Linked DNA regions of Homo sapiens: region 2 is linked to region 1. A link is an interaction called in ENCODE POLR2A ChIA-PET data of the cell type or tissue named here. Cell type or tissue: A673. All regions are shown on one strand. Links, peaks and the distances in the headings refer to the core of each region. The heading gives the core; the rest is flanking DNA.

The links. Peaks named below come from ENCODE experiments on the same cell type or tissue, not always from the same donor. Only the 100,000 strongest peaks of a DNase experiment are listed, where the experiment ranks them.
Region 2: POLR2A ChIA-PET joins it to region 1 with 7 read pairs; 1 of 35 experiments calls an interaction of 5 or more read pairs at or near these places.

The regions. Positions count from the first base shown.
Region 1 is chr15:47,942,978-47,951,320 of GRCh38, reverse strand. The region is part of intron 1 of LOC124900354 (a long non-coding RNA gene); the gene reads right to left. Among named protein-coding and RNA genes, the nearest start is that of LINC01491, 100 kb to the right of the region's middle. In A673, for the core only: a CTCF peak has its summit at 6,240; DNase peaks (open chromatin) are centred at 1,330, 4,460 and 4,800; H3K27me3 peaks cover 244 bases.
Region 2 is chr15:47,792,908-47,801,250 of GRCh38, reverse strand. No RefSeq gene overlaps it. Among named protein-coding and RNA genes, the nearest start is that of LINC01491, 49 kb to the left of the region's middle. In A673, for the core only: no CTCF peak of the experiment used is centred there; a DNase peak (open chromatin) is centred at 4,270.

The sequences.
Region 1 (8,343 bases), core at 265-8,264:
GACTCCCCTGGCTATTTTCTAGCCTAACTTTTAGGACTTTACAGTATCAATCTTCAGGCTGTATTTTTTCGTCTTCTTTCATTCCTTCTCTCCCTCCTTCCTTCCTTCTATTTATTTTCCCAATATTACCTCCTAATCAAGTATTTCTCAAAATGTGTTCTGTGGTTCACCTGAGGAAGAATCAACAAAGCTGATTGTTAAAATGCAGGTTCCTTATCCTACCCCAGAATTTCTGAAGATAAGGCCTGATTATCTCAACAAATGGAAATACATCTATTCTTAAGACTCAGCTTGAACTAACTTCTTTCTTTAAAATGCTTAGTGCTTTTCTTGTGGTACTTCTCATATTCTAACTTGGAGGAGAAGGAGGAAGAGGAAAAGAATGGAGAAGATGGGAAGTGGGGATGGGGCTATAATTTATGTGCCAGGAAGTGTGCTAGGCACTTTACATTGATTGATTTAATTTTTGCAACATCATTATTCACTTCATAGATGTGGAAACTGAGGCTAAGAAAATTTTGTTTACTTGCTCATACTTTATAAAGTACAAGAGCTTCTCACTTCAAAGTCCACAAAGTCAATACTGAGCAATGATCTAGCTCAGTGGAAGGAGCATTGGACAGAGAGTCAAACAATTCTCTGCTTGAATTCTGGCTTTGGCATTTCTTGGTTCCTTCCAGCTGGCCCTAGGGTGTGGCCATCTGCCTGTGGTTCAGAATATGGCCAGGCGATGGAAAGGAGGAGGGATGAGCATGAGAGATGCAAAGGGCAAGGACCTGCAGTGTTTTAAGGACGGTACCTGGAGGGAAAGTAGAGCTTCCAGGGAAGGTGTGTAATATATAATCTGTAATTCTATGTGGCCTTGAGTCCAACTAAAAATCAGAGGAGAATGAATTTAGGGATCTGCTTTCTCTGCTATGTAACCATAATGGACATCTATTGTTTTATCGTGCATTTCCCCTTTTCCAGTTACAGTAATTTGCTTTTCCTCTGGGCACCATCCTTCCCCATCTTGCAATCCATGAGCTTCAGGTGAATCTTATTCCAGACTCCAGGGGAGGACAGATGTTCCAGGTCCAGCCAGTCAGAGAGGGATATATCATTCTAGCCAGGCCAAACGCACCAAAGTGGACCAAGTCCTGAGACTTCACTGGAGAAACTGGCCAAGAGAAGTGCCCTCCCTGACACAGACTGGAAGCTCTGAATAGATAAACAGGTCTGCAGAGACTAAAGCGATCCCAGGCGGAAGCACAGCTGTGAGGCACAGAGGTGGGTCCTGATGACACCACTTGAGGCCCCAGATCAAGCCCTGCTGGAGGCTAGGATCTACCCCCTGCATGTTTTATTTATGAGCTTTAGTAAATTTCTTATTTTGCTTAAGCTACTTTGAATAGGGTTTCCTGTTCCTCATGGGGTGCTAAATAAACAGATTAAAGAAATGATCACTATTAAGATACTCATCTATGAATTTTCCACACCAGCATAACTCTTTGTACGTAATAGATTTTCCAGGATTGATGACTGCGAGAAGGAAAGAAAAAAATGTTTAAGTAACTGAATGAGACTCAGAACAACTCCGTTAAATTAGAAGAATTTCATTAGCCTTTTTTTTGTTCCCGATATTCTCTCGGACCGTGTTTACATTTAGGAGTCACAATTATGAAAAACTAGGCCAGATGGCCTGAGATATTTGTTAGAGCTCATCTCAAGACCTTGAAAAGACACCAGAAAGGGAAGATCTCCCCAGTTCCAGCCAGGCTGTGTCCATATGTGGACATAAAGCCATTCCCAAATAGTTTCCAACTAAACATTTTATTTTCACTCATCATCTATTGCTTGTCTTCCTGGTGATGGCATACAGTGAGGGCAACATTTCAGTGTTGCCAGATGGTGTCCTCATGTAGATAGACAGCTCCGGCTCAGGTCCAGGGGCAAGGGGAAGGAGAAGCACTTCTGCATCAGGCCCTTCAATGGAGGAAAATCAGAAATTCATTCAAGCATTTGTTACTTATCCCCATTTTACTTCCAAAACAGATCTGAGTGGGCTTTCAATAAAAGGCATGTGTACCATAGATTTGTTAAACAAGGATAAGGAAACAAGTGCCATACAAGAAAGGGCAGTTATATCTATCAATTACAAACACTGGAAATGACAGCTACATGTATGGAGGTTTATCATGAGCACAGTTAAGTGCACTGTTCTGAGCACTTAACTTGTACATTCCATTTAATTCTCACAATAACTCTATGATGGCAGTTCCTATCATTATTTGCATTTTATGATAAGGGAACTGAGTACAGAGAGGTTTAGTGATCAGCTCACAGTCATACATCAGTTTTATATATATATATATATATATATATATATAAAACATAGCTGAGCCAGAATTTGAATCCATATAGTCTAATTCAGGACATGGGCTAGGCAGAGATAAGGGTCATCGTTTGAGAGCCCATCAGCGGGGTTTGAATCCCTGCTATTCTGCTTACTAGCCGATGACTCTAGCAAGTCACTTCCCTTCTTTAAGCTTCAGGTTGTACATCTATAAAATGAAGGTAATGATACTTGTCTCCTGGTTTTGCATTGAAGACTAACAGAGATAAACAATGACTGGTACAAAGTAAGTATGAGATACATAGAACTATGTATTGCAACCCTTTGTTATCTTGTTTAAATAATAATCTAATACTATTCCAATAATCTAACCATAAATAATCTAATGTTAAATAAATGCTAGATTATTAGCATTAGCCATAGAACCAGGAATGCCTTTTCTTCTTTCCAATGTCATTTGTAAAGAATATCATTTATCTTTGACCACTTCATTTTGGTGGCATTGCCAATCTTGTACCTCCATGACAAATGACAAAACTTTAAAAAATAAGAGAATATTCCAGGGCTTCAAACTGGACAAAAGAGAAGCAGTGATGGGATGTGAAATAATAACACAGTGCAGAGCACATGTCTGTCAGTTTTCCTTACTGAGTATGCAAATCCCCAATAAAGCTCATCAAATACAAAAGTAGGATTTAGCTGGTATGGCCCAGCTCCCCTTTGCTGTGTGCTTGGGAAATTAGCTTTTCTTTTTGTTCAGCGAATAAATAACAGACTCCCTAACTGAGTGTCCTCAGAACCATAAGAAAGAGTGACATTGTCATTCAGGGCTACTGACACGAGAAAAAGATGGGGCTCTGAAGTCAACTAGCAAGTGATGATGCAGCGGGATGGTCCTGTGATAGAGATCATGAAGGGGATGTCACCAGTGGCCTGAATACACTCTTATGTTAATTGTGTGTGGAAAGACACAATGATGTACAAGCAGCCTGTGCTTAATTACTTGAAAAGCCTTAAGTTCAAGTACTCGTGTGTGTGTGTGTGTGTGTGTGTGTGCGTGTACGCGAGCGCCTGTATGCAGGTATGCATTCCTTTAAGTCAAATAACCAAAAGTCGGTGAGGGGGAATCATATACTTTTGATATTAATTCTGTTTCTGCAAACTTCGGGCGTGAGCAGTCCACTTTGTGTCATTCTGAACATTGCTGACCAGGTCAAAGGGTCAAGCAGGAGCATGTGGGTTCAGGATAGAATGTCCTGCGCCTTGCTTTTTGGGATCTTGATCTTAATCAGGCTAGGACAGTCAGGCCCCTGCTCGAATTACTCATTAATCTAATAGAGCTCCTTCTAGGGGGAAAAAAGCAAAAATAACTTCCATTGAAACCCTTGACTTGAGGCTTCTACTTAAGGGAGGAGGCAGTGTCCCTGGGAGCCTCCTTGAGGCTTGCAGAAACATGCTCAATTCAGGGACTAAGCTGATTTTATTTTTATTTGAGACAGAGTCTGTCGCCCAGGCTGGAGTGCAGTGGCGCGATATCGGCTCACTGTAAGCTCCGCCTCCCGGGTTCACTCCATTCTCCTGCCTCAGCCTCCCGCGTAGCTGGGACTACAGGCGCCCGCCAGCACGCCCGGCTAATTTTTTGTATTTTTAGTAGAGACGGGGTTTCACCATATTAGCCAGGATGGTCTCGATATCCTGACCTCGTGATCCACCCAACTCGGCCTCCCAAAGTGCTGGGATTACAGGCGTGAGCCACCACACCCAGCCTAAGCTGATGTTTTATCTCTGTTCCCTCCTCCCCTACTAGTCTCACATCTATTTTTTCCCCTTTTTCTTACTTTCTTCATTTCATCTTTGTCTTCTATCTCTTTCTTCATTCTCTTGTTCATTTTTCCTTTCTCCTTTTCCTTATTTTTAAAACATTCCCTAATATGTTTGTGCTATACAACCAGCGGAAGCGATAAAGAGGTTGGGGAAGTAACTCATGCCAACTTGAGATCCGGGCCATGCTAACCATTTCTCAGGTTTGCATTAAATCCAGACTCAACTCAAGCTAATTCCATTACTCAGGCGTGTCATGGCACACTCCTAAAGGTTAGCATTCACTGTAGCAAAATAAAACACTATGTGGTATGATTTTATTATATCCGGTGATACACACGAATGATTAAGAGAAAACCCAAAGAGCTCTTCTTTCTTTAAACGCTTTCCAGTTTCTAGAATTAATATAAATGTATTGCAGCTGATGGGCAGGACTCCTGGGTTTTCCAGTTTCTTCAATTCAAGACATCTAAAGTTAAATGTTCTTGTTAACGGAGGTAAACTTAACTCTGAGCCAAAGGCAGACAAATCACCTCAAAAATTGCCTTTTAGTAAAAGGCCTAAATGTAACTTGTTCTATTGCCATGTGGTCTCAATTCACAAGAAAAAAAAATTGTAGAAAGAACACGGTGACTTCACCAGCTGTAATCACTCTGAAAAGACATTCAGTTTCTGGATTTCACCAGACTCTGCTTGGGGAATGACATGGTCCTGTTAGTAACAGGTAGTCCCCAGGGGCTCTGCCTACAGCTGAGTGAGTGATGTGTTTTTACCTCCAGCATGGCAAGCTACTGGAAAGCCCTTCATAGCCTCTGCAAGGGCTTGGAGAGGTGTCTGGGGAGAAAGCAAAGTTTTTAAAGGGTTGGCTGGTCTTCTGGGGTTTCACTGGCTTGCCAGAATGCTATTCCACTTCATCTTAAAAATAATATTTCGATCCCAGACCATACCATGTTTCTGGCTAAATGTTACACTTGACAAGCTTTACGCAAATTACCATACACAGTCACATACCGTTTGCAGCTGATTCCATTTTTAGCAATGTCAAAGGGAAGAAGGAATCTCAGAAGGGTGAGTGCATTTGATACGCCTGATACTGCTCTCTGAAGGTCAACTCCACACATGCCTTCCCCGTAGGCCAGCATTCCCAGCCTCTTCAGACAGCTCCCTCCTGCATGACAAACTTCTGGGCTCTGCAAAGTCTCCCCTCCCAGACCTGATCCATTTCCTTCTCCTTCAGGCCAAGGAGGAAATCTAGATGGTTCATTTCAAGGCTAATCTTTGATACCCATGGTCCTCCACTTCCATTAATGAGAGTGGCCTGCTAAATTGCTAGTCTAATTTGTGTCTCTGGAAAAGAGGAAGGAAAGGTGACAGTTATGAATGCAATCTGTGTGTGTGCTTGCATGCATGGGTGTCTTTGTGGATCTGCATCAACATTCGTGTCCCCAGCCACAGCCTTTTTGGAATTATCTTTGTGTAAAAGCACAAGTTAGGGTGAATTCAGGCTTGGAGAAGAAATCAGCACCACCTCTCATAGCTTACCCTGGAGACCGTTTATATGCTGACTAGAAGCTTACCTCTCTGTTTTTCTTCCTTTGTTTTCAGTTTTACTATGAAATACTACAAACATACAAAAGAAGGAATATAATGTGTATAATATGAATGAACATATACATATTTATATACACATTCTCATTTGTGTGTATATGTATCTGTGTATAATATTTAACATAAAGTGAACACTTCATATGTAGCATACTGCTTCAGACAAAAAGGACCACAATAGGTTACCTACATCTTTGAGGCAACCCCAGTTGAATTCTGTTCCTCTCCTCCTAATGTTTATAATTCCCTCCTGTTTTATTGCATTTTGTTACATGTGTAAGTTTCCCTAAAATAGCTTTGTTACATCTATGTGTTTTTAAAATTACATAAATAGAATACTTTATGTGATTGCTATTTGCTTTTTCCACTCAATATGACTTTGGGATTTATCTGTGGTAATAGTCATGACTGTAGTACTCATTTCTACCACTGTATAGCATTTTATGCTATAGCTGCACCCCAGCTTATTACCCATTCTACTGTGTATGGGCATTGTGCTCCTCCTGGTTTCATACCAATATGACCAGTGCTTCTGTGATCATTCTCCTGTCTGATTCCTTGTGCACATATGCAGAATTTTCTCTAGGGCACAAAATATGTGTGAAAGAGCAGGGCCGTGGGGTAGGTCCACCATCAGTTTTATTGCCTCGTGCCAAATTGTTTTCCAAAGTAGTTGTATAAATGTACATCCCCACTGGCAATATATGAAAGATCAGCCTGTCCTACAGCCTTGCCAACATTTGGGGTTGCCAGACTTTAGAATGCTTGCCAATCTGATGTGTATGAAAGAGTACGTCATTGGGATTTTAATTTGTACTTCTCTGAATACTAACGAGGCTGAGCACCTTTTCATATGTTTATTGGTTGTTTATATTTCCTCTTTTGCATTCATGTCTTTTGGCTATTTTTCCTCGGGGTATTTTTTTTTGTCTTTTATTTGATATACAAGTCTTAAAAAAACTATATTCTGTTTGTTTTTTTTCCATGTGATAAATGTCTTTTTACTTTCTGTATTATGCCCTTTGATAAACAGAAGTTTTAAATTTTTATTTAGTCAAAATATATTTTCTGCCGTGGTTACCTTTTTCATCATGTTTAAGGAATCATACCTGACATCAAGATCATAACAGTATTTTTCTGCTTCATCTACTAAAAGTTTTCAAGTTTTGTTTTCATACTTAAGCATTTAATACATCTGTAATTGGTTTCTATGCGTGGCATGGGAAGAAAAATTTTTTGTTTCAAATGGATGACCACGTATATATAAGTCTGCTTTGGCTGCCATAACAAAATATTACAACGTGGTATTTTGGATGGAGTAATCAACAAAAATTTATTTTCTCACCATTCTGGAGGCTAGAAGTCTAAGAGCAAGGTGCCATCAAGTTGGTTTCTGGTGAGAACTCTCTTCCTGGCTTGTAGACTGTTGCTTTCTCCCTGTGTCTCCACATGGCCTCTTCTCTTTGTGCTCACAGAGAGAGAGAGATCTCTGTTGTCTCTTCTTACAAGGGCACCAGTCTTGTCAGATCAAAGTTCCATCCTTATAACTTCATTTAACTTGTATTACCTTCTTATAGCTCCTATCTCTATTTAAATACAGTCACATGAGGAGTTAGAGCTTCAACATAGTTCTGGAGGGACACAATTCTGTCCATAACAAATGCCTCACCACATTACTATTTACTGCACAGTGTACGTTCCCCCCTCTCCCACCTCTGTCACATATCAGGTTTCCATATATGTGGGGTTCTGTATTATACAGAGTTCCATTCTGAGTTCTACATTATGTTCCATGGATCTATTTGCTACACTTGTGCCAAGATCATGCTCTTAACTATTAAAGCTGTGCAATAAGTTATGATTTTTGTTAGTCTTTTTGTCTTATTATTCTTCCTTAGGATTATAACAACTACTCTAACCTTTTGTTCTTCTACATGAATTTTAGAATCAACTTGTCAACTTCCACTAAGAACCCAATACGAATTTATATTAGAATTTTCTCAAATCTACAAATCAATTTGGAGAGAATGAATGTATTTACAATAGTGATTGTTTGGATCTTTGAACATGCTGCCTGCTTTCTTCTGTCCCTTTCTCTCTCCTTTTTCTCTTCCTCCCTCCCTTGCTTTCTATCTTCCTTTTTTCCTTCCTCCTTTCCTTTTTCCTCTCTTCTTCTTTCCCTCCCTTTCCCCATTCCCCATTCTCTCTTCACAGGCAAATATTCTAATTTGTTTGATGTGAATCTTTTGGTTTGTGTTATTGTAGCATATGTTTCAGCATGTATTTTAATTTTTTAAATGATATTGCATAATATATTTCTCTAATTCTTTTCTTCTCAGCCTTGTTTTTCACATATATTTAGGTGTTTTTATGCATATCTAGGCATTCTAACTGCTGCAAAGAACTCCAAAATGTGAAGCTACTTTATCTTACATATTCGCTCCTCTAGTTATGGTTACCTAATTATGGTTATAGGAATATTCCAACTTTGTTACTTATAAACCTGGAAATTTATAATTTTTTTCTAGAAATGTATTAATATCTATTCTTATAAACTTGGTAACATAATTTTTTACTGCCAT
Region 2 (8,343 bases), core at 199-8,198, 150 kb after region 1:
TGTTTATCAACACTGCTCTGATCCACCATCTCTAGGTTATAGCTGTCCCCAACTGGCCTCCCTACTACCAGTCTTGCCCTTCACAAAGAAGCCAGAGTGATCTTCTCAAAATCACTTCTCAGATTATCACTGTAATCTCTCCCCTTCCCCATTTAAAAACACTCAAAATCCAAACAGAACATCATGAACTTTGACCTTTGTCTCCTTCTCTACCTCTATGTCTTCCTATTCATTCATTAAATGAATGAAAACTTCTCAACTCACTCACTCTACTCCAGCCCCATGGGCTCCTCCCATCGATGGGCCTCATTGTGGCCTCTTCTCTCCATCTGAAACTCTCTTTCCAGGATCACGTGGCTAACTTTCTCTGCTGAAGCATAATCTTTGAACAGACCTCAAAGATTTTGTCCAAAGACAGAACCTCCTCTGACCACGTTATCTGAAGCAAGTTGTCATACCAACCTCATATTATAATGTTCTCTAGGCCTGTTGCTACTGGAATCATCTTGTTAATGTTTCTTTTTCTTTGCTCCTGTATATATCACCACTGGAATATGAGCTTTAGAGAGCAATTACCTCATCTATTTTGTTCATACATTATAGATCCTCCACAAACTGAAGGAAATGACGGCAGAAGATATGACAAGTGCCATCTTCATTTCTGTGTTAATTCCTTTATTTTTATTTATTTATTTATTTATTTATTTTGAGATGGAGTCTTGCTCTGTCGTCCAGGCTGGAGTGCATTGGCGCGATCTCCACACACTGCAACCTCCACTTCCTGGGTTCAAGCAATTCTCCTGCCCCAGCCTCCCGAGTAGCTGGGACTACAGGCATGTGCCACCACGCCTGGCTAATTTTTGTATTTTTAGTAGAGATGGGGTTTCACCACGTTGGTCAGGCTGGTTTCAAACTCCTGACCTCAGGTGATCCACCTACTTTAGCCTCCCAAAATGCTGGGATTACAGGCATGAGCCACCATGCCCAGCCAATTCCTTTATTTTTATAATATTTATAATGCCAAAGAGAATGTTGAAAACTATGCAGCTGGGCGCAGTGGCTCACGCCTGTAATCCTAGCACTTTGGGAGGCTGAGGCGGGTGGATTACCTGAGGTCAGGAGTTTGAGACCAGCCTGGCCAACATGGCGAAACCCCGTCTCTACTTAAAAAAATACAAAAATTAGCTGGGCATGGTGGCACACGCCTGTAATACCAGCTACTTGGGAGGCTGCGGCTGGAGAATCACTTGAACCTGGGAGGCGGAGTTTGCAGTGAGCTGAGATTGTGCCACTGCACTGCAGCCTGGGTGACAGAGCGAGACTCCATCTCAAAAAAACAAAACAAAACAAAAACCTAACTATGCTGGTTGGAAAATGCCATATAAATGGACTCATGCTTAGACTGTGCTTGGGTCAACCATAATTCCAGCATGCTGGGGCAGCAGGTGATGCTGTGGGGAGGAATCAGGGCTATCTGCTCCTACTCTTGCCATTGTAGTTCAAGGTGGAGAACCCAAACTGCCCACCTTACAGGTAAATGAATGAGTCTGTGGTGTCATGTGAAAAAGAAATGAGGTTTAATCAATAAAATCACTGATTTGCCCAAGAAAAGGAAAAATTCTTCTCCTGGTTTCATTTTTTATTTAGGGATAGTTCACTCAAGATCAGAGCCAGTGTCCCATGTAGACAGAGTGACCCATCTGGGAAGTCTACCTTCCTAACTTGAGAGCAAAAGTGTTGGAGAATAGATTTCAAAACTATGCTATGGGTTGTCCAACTAAGAAAGGATGATAAAAACAAGACCACAACCTAAGAAATAAAGAGATGTTTCTTGCAGTGACTTCCCTGCCTTCATCGTGAGTCCTCTTGCTCTGCCAGTCCCCTGTCAGCGTTCCCATAGGATTCTGTTTTCCTTTCCCTCATCTACACTCATCTACATCCAAAGTTTTTAAGGACTATTCACGTATCAATTGCTATCTTCAATTAAGATTGTTTTCCTGTGCTGCAAACTTTTATCTCCACTTGCCAGGTAGTTTTTTTGTTTTGTTTTGTTTTGTTTTTTTAATTAGTAGCCTTATTGAGGCAACACTGACCTACAATAAACATCATATATTTGAGGGGTACTATTGGATACATGTGATATGTGTTTACAGCTGGAAAAGAATGACCATAATTGAGATAATGAACACAATCATTACCTCCAAGTTTCCTTGTGCTTCTTTGTCATTCCTTCTACTTCTCCTTCACATCCCCAGGGAAACACTGATCTGCTTTCACTATAGATTATTTTACATATTCTCAAATTATATAAAGGAAATGATTCAGTGTGTACTCTTTGTTGTCTGGCTTCTTCCATTCAGCTTAATTATTTTGAGATTCATTCATGTTGTGGGTATCAATAACTCATTTTGTTTAATTTCTTAGTAGCATTCCACTTTGTGGATATACCACAGTTTGTTTATTCAATCACCTGATGATGGACATTTAAGTCATTTCCAGTTTATGGCTTTTACAAGCAAAGCTGCTATGAAGATTTGTGTACACATATTTGTATGATCTTATCCCTCTTAGATAAATACCTAGGTGTGAAATATTTAACTTTTAAATAAACTCTAAAATTGTATTTCAAAATGGTTGCACCTAAATTACATTTCCACCAGTAGCATCTAAGAGTTCCAGTTGCTTCCACATCCTTTCCAAAACTTGGTTAGGCCAGTCTTCTTATTTTTAACAATTTTAGTAGGTGTACTTCCTTAATTCAGAGCATCATGACATCTTCCCTGAATCATTACAGCCTCTTGCCCTCTGCCCTCTTCCATACCTTGTCTGTATGCTATACTTTAAGATACTACTCAGGTCTGTGATATCTTTCCACATTTCTTGCCACCTAAAAAACTCTCACCTTCCGCAGAATTTGCCACTCTCTCTTCAGCACCACGTCCATATTCCATAACAGACATACCTTGGAGGTGCTCCTATTCCTGTGCTTATCAGTTTAACTATCTCACTGCACAGTAATGGTTTTCTGCCTCTTTCCTACTGCAGATTGTTAGCTTGAGGTCAAGGGCTAGGTTTTATTCATCTTTTCATGCCCAGTTCGTTTTACACTCAGCACAGAGCCTGACACATAAAAAGGACTTATTGTTTCTGAAGGATGGAGTGAAAGAAACCCCTGAGTTTCCACTTAAGGTGAACTTGATATTTCTAATTATTACAAGACTCTTCAAAAAAATTTTAATGAGTTGAGGATATGCTCTATGTCCAATTTTATCTATACAATGAATAACGATATTTTCTGTTTTCATTTTCTTTTCAAAAGATGAATTAACTATTCATCATGTTATCTGAGAAATTTACTTCCATAAAAGGGGTGGCTAAATTGGTTATTAATATTTTCTTATATATATATATATATACGTATATATGTGTGTATGCATGCATACACACAAATACACACACACATACCCCACACACATTTACAGTTTTTCAGTGTGTCCTCCTGTACATTGGAAGATTTAGTCAATAAGACAGTCAATAAGATCTTTTATTTCTTTTACTAAAGAGACAGGGTCTCACTCTGTCACTGAGACTTGAGTGCAGTGGCACGATCAGAGCTCACTGCAGTCTTGACCACCTGGGCTCAAGCAATCCTCCCACCTCAATCCTCCCACCTCAACCTCTTCCCACCCACCTCAAGTAGCTAGGACTACAGACACCACCACAGCTGTCTAATTTAATAAGATCATTTTGACTTCATTTATTCTTTTCTCAGTGCTACAGTTGCTGTCTTTAAATAATGCCTCTAACTATTATAGATTTTTTTGTCTGAAAAATTCATCTTAAAAATGAGAAAGAAAAGAAAAAATTAAACACAGCATTGCCTTAAGTGCATTTTAATTCACAACAACTGTTATTAAAAGTTTTCACTTTATTAAGGGACAGTGAGTTATACCACAATTCAAAGTGAAATTTAAAATAAGATGATCAAATAGCTTCTCTTTCTTTAATAATTTCTCTCCCTCATGAAAGTACCATTTATAGTGAAATACGGTATTCATATTTCTGAGAAATAAACCAGAAAAGGCCACTAGCAAAAGATGATTACACATGATGTTTCCATTAAGAATTTCCATTCCTTTCAAGTTTCAGATCTACAATTTAAGCACTTACAACCCAAGGGAAAAAAGAATTCTAGGGTTGCTCAGCCCCAGTTTACAGCATGAAGCAGAACTCTTGTGTGGATGCCCCAGGGACCTCTACAAAAACCTCGTAACTGGAGCTCACGAATACTTACTACCACTCCCTACTGGGACTGAAACACAAACTGTTTAAGTGAAGTAAGGCAGATGGAACAGAATAAAAGGGATTATTTTGCATCACTCTCTCATAATGTTCATCTTTCCTTTTGCTAAGTCAAGTATCGATAGCTAGCTGATGTTTTACTTTAATGATTTTTTCACTATGTGTGTGTGTGTAGATATATACATACATACATATATATATATATAATGCCCATCTCAGGCTTTACCAGCCAGTAAGCACAAATTTTTAACACCTAAATCCATTAGCTTATATTTAACTGCATGCCCCATCCCACTCCAGGGTAATTGGACTTGTTATGCCTTATCTTTTTTTTTTTTTTTAAATAGACAGGCTCTTGCTTTGTTGCCCCGACATGAGTGCAGTGGTACAATAATAGCTCACTGCAGCCTCAGCTCCTGGGCTCAAGTGATCTTCCCACTTCGGCCTTCCAAAGCTCTGGGATAACAGACAAGAGCCACTGTGACTGGCCTGCTTTTCAATTTTGTACTCAGTATTTCCTGGAGACTCTGAAGCCTTGCCCTGATGTTTCTAGAGAGAGACTGTTAGGATTCTAGAATATGGCTCCAGTCTCTACTACTGTTCCCCGAATCCTGCAGTAATTGAACATTAGCTGTTCTCCATGTCAATGAAACTGGAAGCCTACCTCAAGCCCTGATGCCAGAGATCCTAATCACCACTCTTGCAAAGTCAGAAGAAGAGGGAGGAAGGCAGGATTTCCTGCAGAAACTCAGCTTGAGCCTTAAAATATCACAGCAATTAGCGATCCAGCTCTTCTTTTTCTCTAGGTGGTAGATCTAAGCCTGTATTAGTAGCCCATAGACAAGCAGTTTCTCAGAGTTCTGAGGGCGGAAATCTGCTTGCATCACTATAACAGTGACTATCTCTTCACTACCTGAGGTTTAAAGCGGTGTACCAGACATTCCTAGGGCAATACTTTTGAAGTAAAAGGGGGAAAATGGCTTCACTTTTAGTTTGGAAAGGAAGGTAGGCTCCCAGAGCAAGGTTGCATGAATAGCTCTCAAGTATTTAGAGATATGTAATCCTTTCAAGGTACATAAACATGTATGCACACATGCATACACACTGCCACTGTAGCTGGATGCAGCAGATTAGAGATGGTGGCAAGTTCTTTCACAGGCTTCTTATGGAGAGGTGGTGGCTATTTGCCCTCCCCGTGAATCTGGGCTGGCCTGTGAGTGTTTCACCAATAGAGTATAGTGCAAGTGAATCTATGTTAGATGTAAGCCTAGCCTTTAAGAGGACTGGTAGCCACTGCCTTGGCTTCTTTGAGCACTGTGCCTGACTAGTACCCTGTTTGAGAAAGTTTGTGGAGAGGCTCTGAGCCTACATGAAGAGGAAGAGGACTGAGGCATGTGGAGTGAAGCCCGTAGACCCTCCAGCCCAGCCCAGTCACCACTTGAATACCAGCGACCCCAGTCAACTCCACATGATGCAAAGAAATCAGCCAATTCTTGACCCATATAAAATGATCCTTATTTTAACTTATCATGTTTTGGAATACCCTATCATGCAACATAGATTCCTGGAGCCCTAGTTAAGGACAAATATTATAGGGTCCTCCAGGCTGTGTTCAGAGCTCCCATCCCCTTTTAAGAGCAGTTCCGCTTCTCATCCTCCTCTCTAGACTCTTTCCACTGGGTGCAGATCTGTGGGGACCTTGAGACCAACCAGCCTCATTAGATGAGTTTCAAGTTTTCCCCAACTAGATTCAATTACTACATGCAAAGGGGTACACTCAAAATAATGGAGCTCCATTCTCTGCCCAGGCAGGACACCCTGTTTCATGTACTTTATTGGTTGCCATGATCGCTATTTTAAAGTTTTATAAAATATTAGGAGATGAGATTTGATCAGGAGAAAAAAGTACATCTTTTCAAAGCTCTTCTTAGAATTTGAGAGGAAGGAATTATTCAAGGATGGGAAATGCATGAGTAATTACATTACTTTAGTCTTCCTTATTTTTTCTTTGTAATCATTAAGTTTTCTCTTCCCCAAAGCTCACATCCTAAACCCTGTGCTGCATTTCAGAATAAATCCCAAAGTTCTCAATTATTAGTCTCTGTTAGAACTATTTTCTCCTCATTTTCTCTTTCTGTTTCCCTGCTAAAATTAGCATTTCTACCAGGGCTCTGTAGTTAACTTAGTACACCGTTCCAGCTCTGAGTCAGATGCCAAGAACACCTTTTCTGTCTGGCTGCCAGGGTGCCTGCATTGATGTACTATGCTGAGGACATCAATATGATGTTCAGTGATGCATAGTTGTTTCTATTCTAAGGGATATATTTGACTGTTTATAGAGCAGCAAGAAACAGCCTAATGCTCACCTGCTGACAAAATGAACATGGATAAGATGCTTCTAGATTTCTGGTATAGATGCTTGTGAGCAGTGATGAGCTAAGTTGAGGTGTGGCTTATAGCAGGCAGGAACTCACTGAATCTCAGATTCTCAGATGACCTTTTCATCTGGGCAGGAAGACAACTTTCCTTAGCTGGGCAAAAGTAAGAAGGGTTCAGGAATTTGATGTGTCAAATTCACCATGACTCATTTATCAGAGTGGCGGGGGGGCGGTTAATTTTTTTTATCTTTTTATATCAAGTTGCAGGATATTAGCCAAAAGCCCAAAAAAAGAAATCAAACTGGATGAAGGAGAATTGAATGCATTCATTAGGACTTGTTCCTAGTTACACAAAAACTAGGGTGGCTGTAGGATTTATTATACAGATGAGGACACTTTGACACTACTAACAATTATACCATGACAGCAGGTGTGTAGGCTTGGACGGCCCTAGGCAAACAGGGATGCATTTCCACCCTTGAAATAGCCCAACTCAAGTTGTCTTAAGGCAATAAAGGAGATTCACTGGGCTGCATTAGAAGAAATGCAAGGGTTAGGTGGGCTTTGAAACAACTCGACCAGTTTCTCTTAATGTCTCTATTCTGCCTTCTGGATGGTAGCCTTTTATATATATAAATAAATATTTCCCTAGCAATCAGACTGAGAATATAGCAGTTTTATTTCAAGACTGGTTCTTCTTGTGGTCATAGATGGATGCCAGTAGCAGTTGGCATGTTTCCTTTTTCACATTCAGCAACAGAAAGAACACCTCAATCCCAGCATTCTAAGCAAGAATTGCAAGGCTCAGACACGTCAATGCCCACTGCTATAACTGACAAGGAAGTGGAATGTCGTGTTTGGCTTCAACCAACGAGGGCTGGTTGGAGCTTTGAGTAAGTTCCGTTTCTTAACAAGCACTCAGGACAGTTTGGGGATGAGTGATTTTTTTTTTCCATGAAAATTCTGGGTAAAGTTTTTTTAAAAAAGAGTGGGAATGAATACTGCATAGGTAAGCAGCAAATATCTGCTCTATTGGAAACAAGCCTGAAATTTAATAAAGTAGCTTTCTTGGTGCCCTGAAAGTTAAAAGAGAGGGACTCTGATGTCAGACTTTCTACGTGTAAACCCAGGTTTTACCCTTAATAACCACGTAAACTTGTACCAGTTGTTTAACCTAAGTCTCATTTCCTCAAACTGGAAAATGGGGATAATGCTAATAACTGCCTTACATGTTTGCTGTGAGATTAAACAAGACAATGTATGCAAAATGCTTATGACACTTATGACAGAGCCTGTCATATTGTGAGAGTTTAATACATGTTAGCCTCTATTACAATAGTCATTGAAGTGATTGTCTAGTAGGATGTTCATGAGAATGTGTGAGGAAATTCTAAGGTATCAGCAGTAAATAAATTCATGTACTTAGTTGAGGGAGAAATAATGAAGGCAGGAATAAGAACTGAAGGAACTAGGGTGTGAGGGCGGCATCTGGGAGAGAAGAATGATTCCAAGTAAGTAGATGAGTAGAGTCGGGGTTCAGAAAATTTAAAATGATTCCCGTCCAAGGTGAGTCTCTCATTTTTAAACATCACAGCAGACTCTCTCAGGAGCCTTTTCTAATGTTTCATGGTCAAGAAATTATCCCTTATATTCAAGATAAATC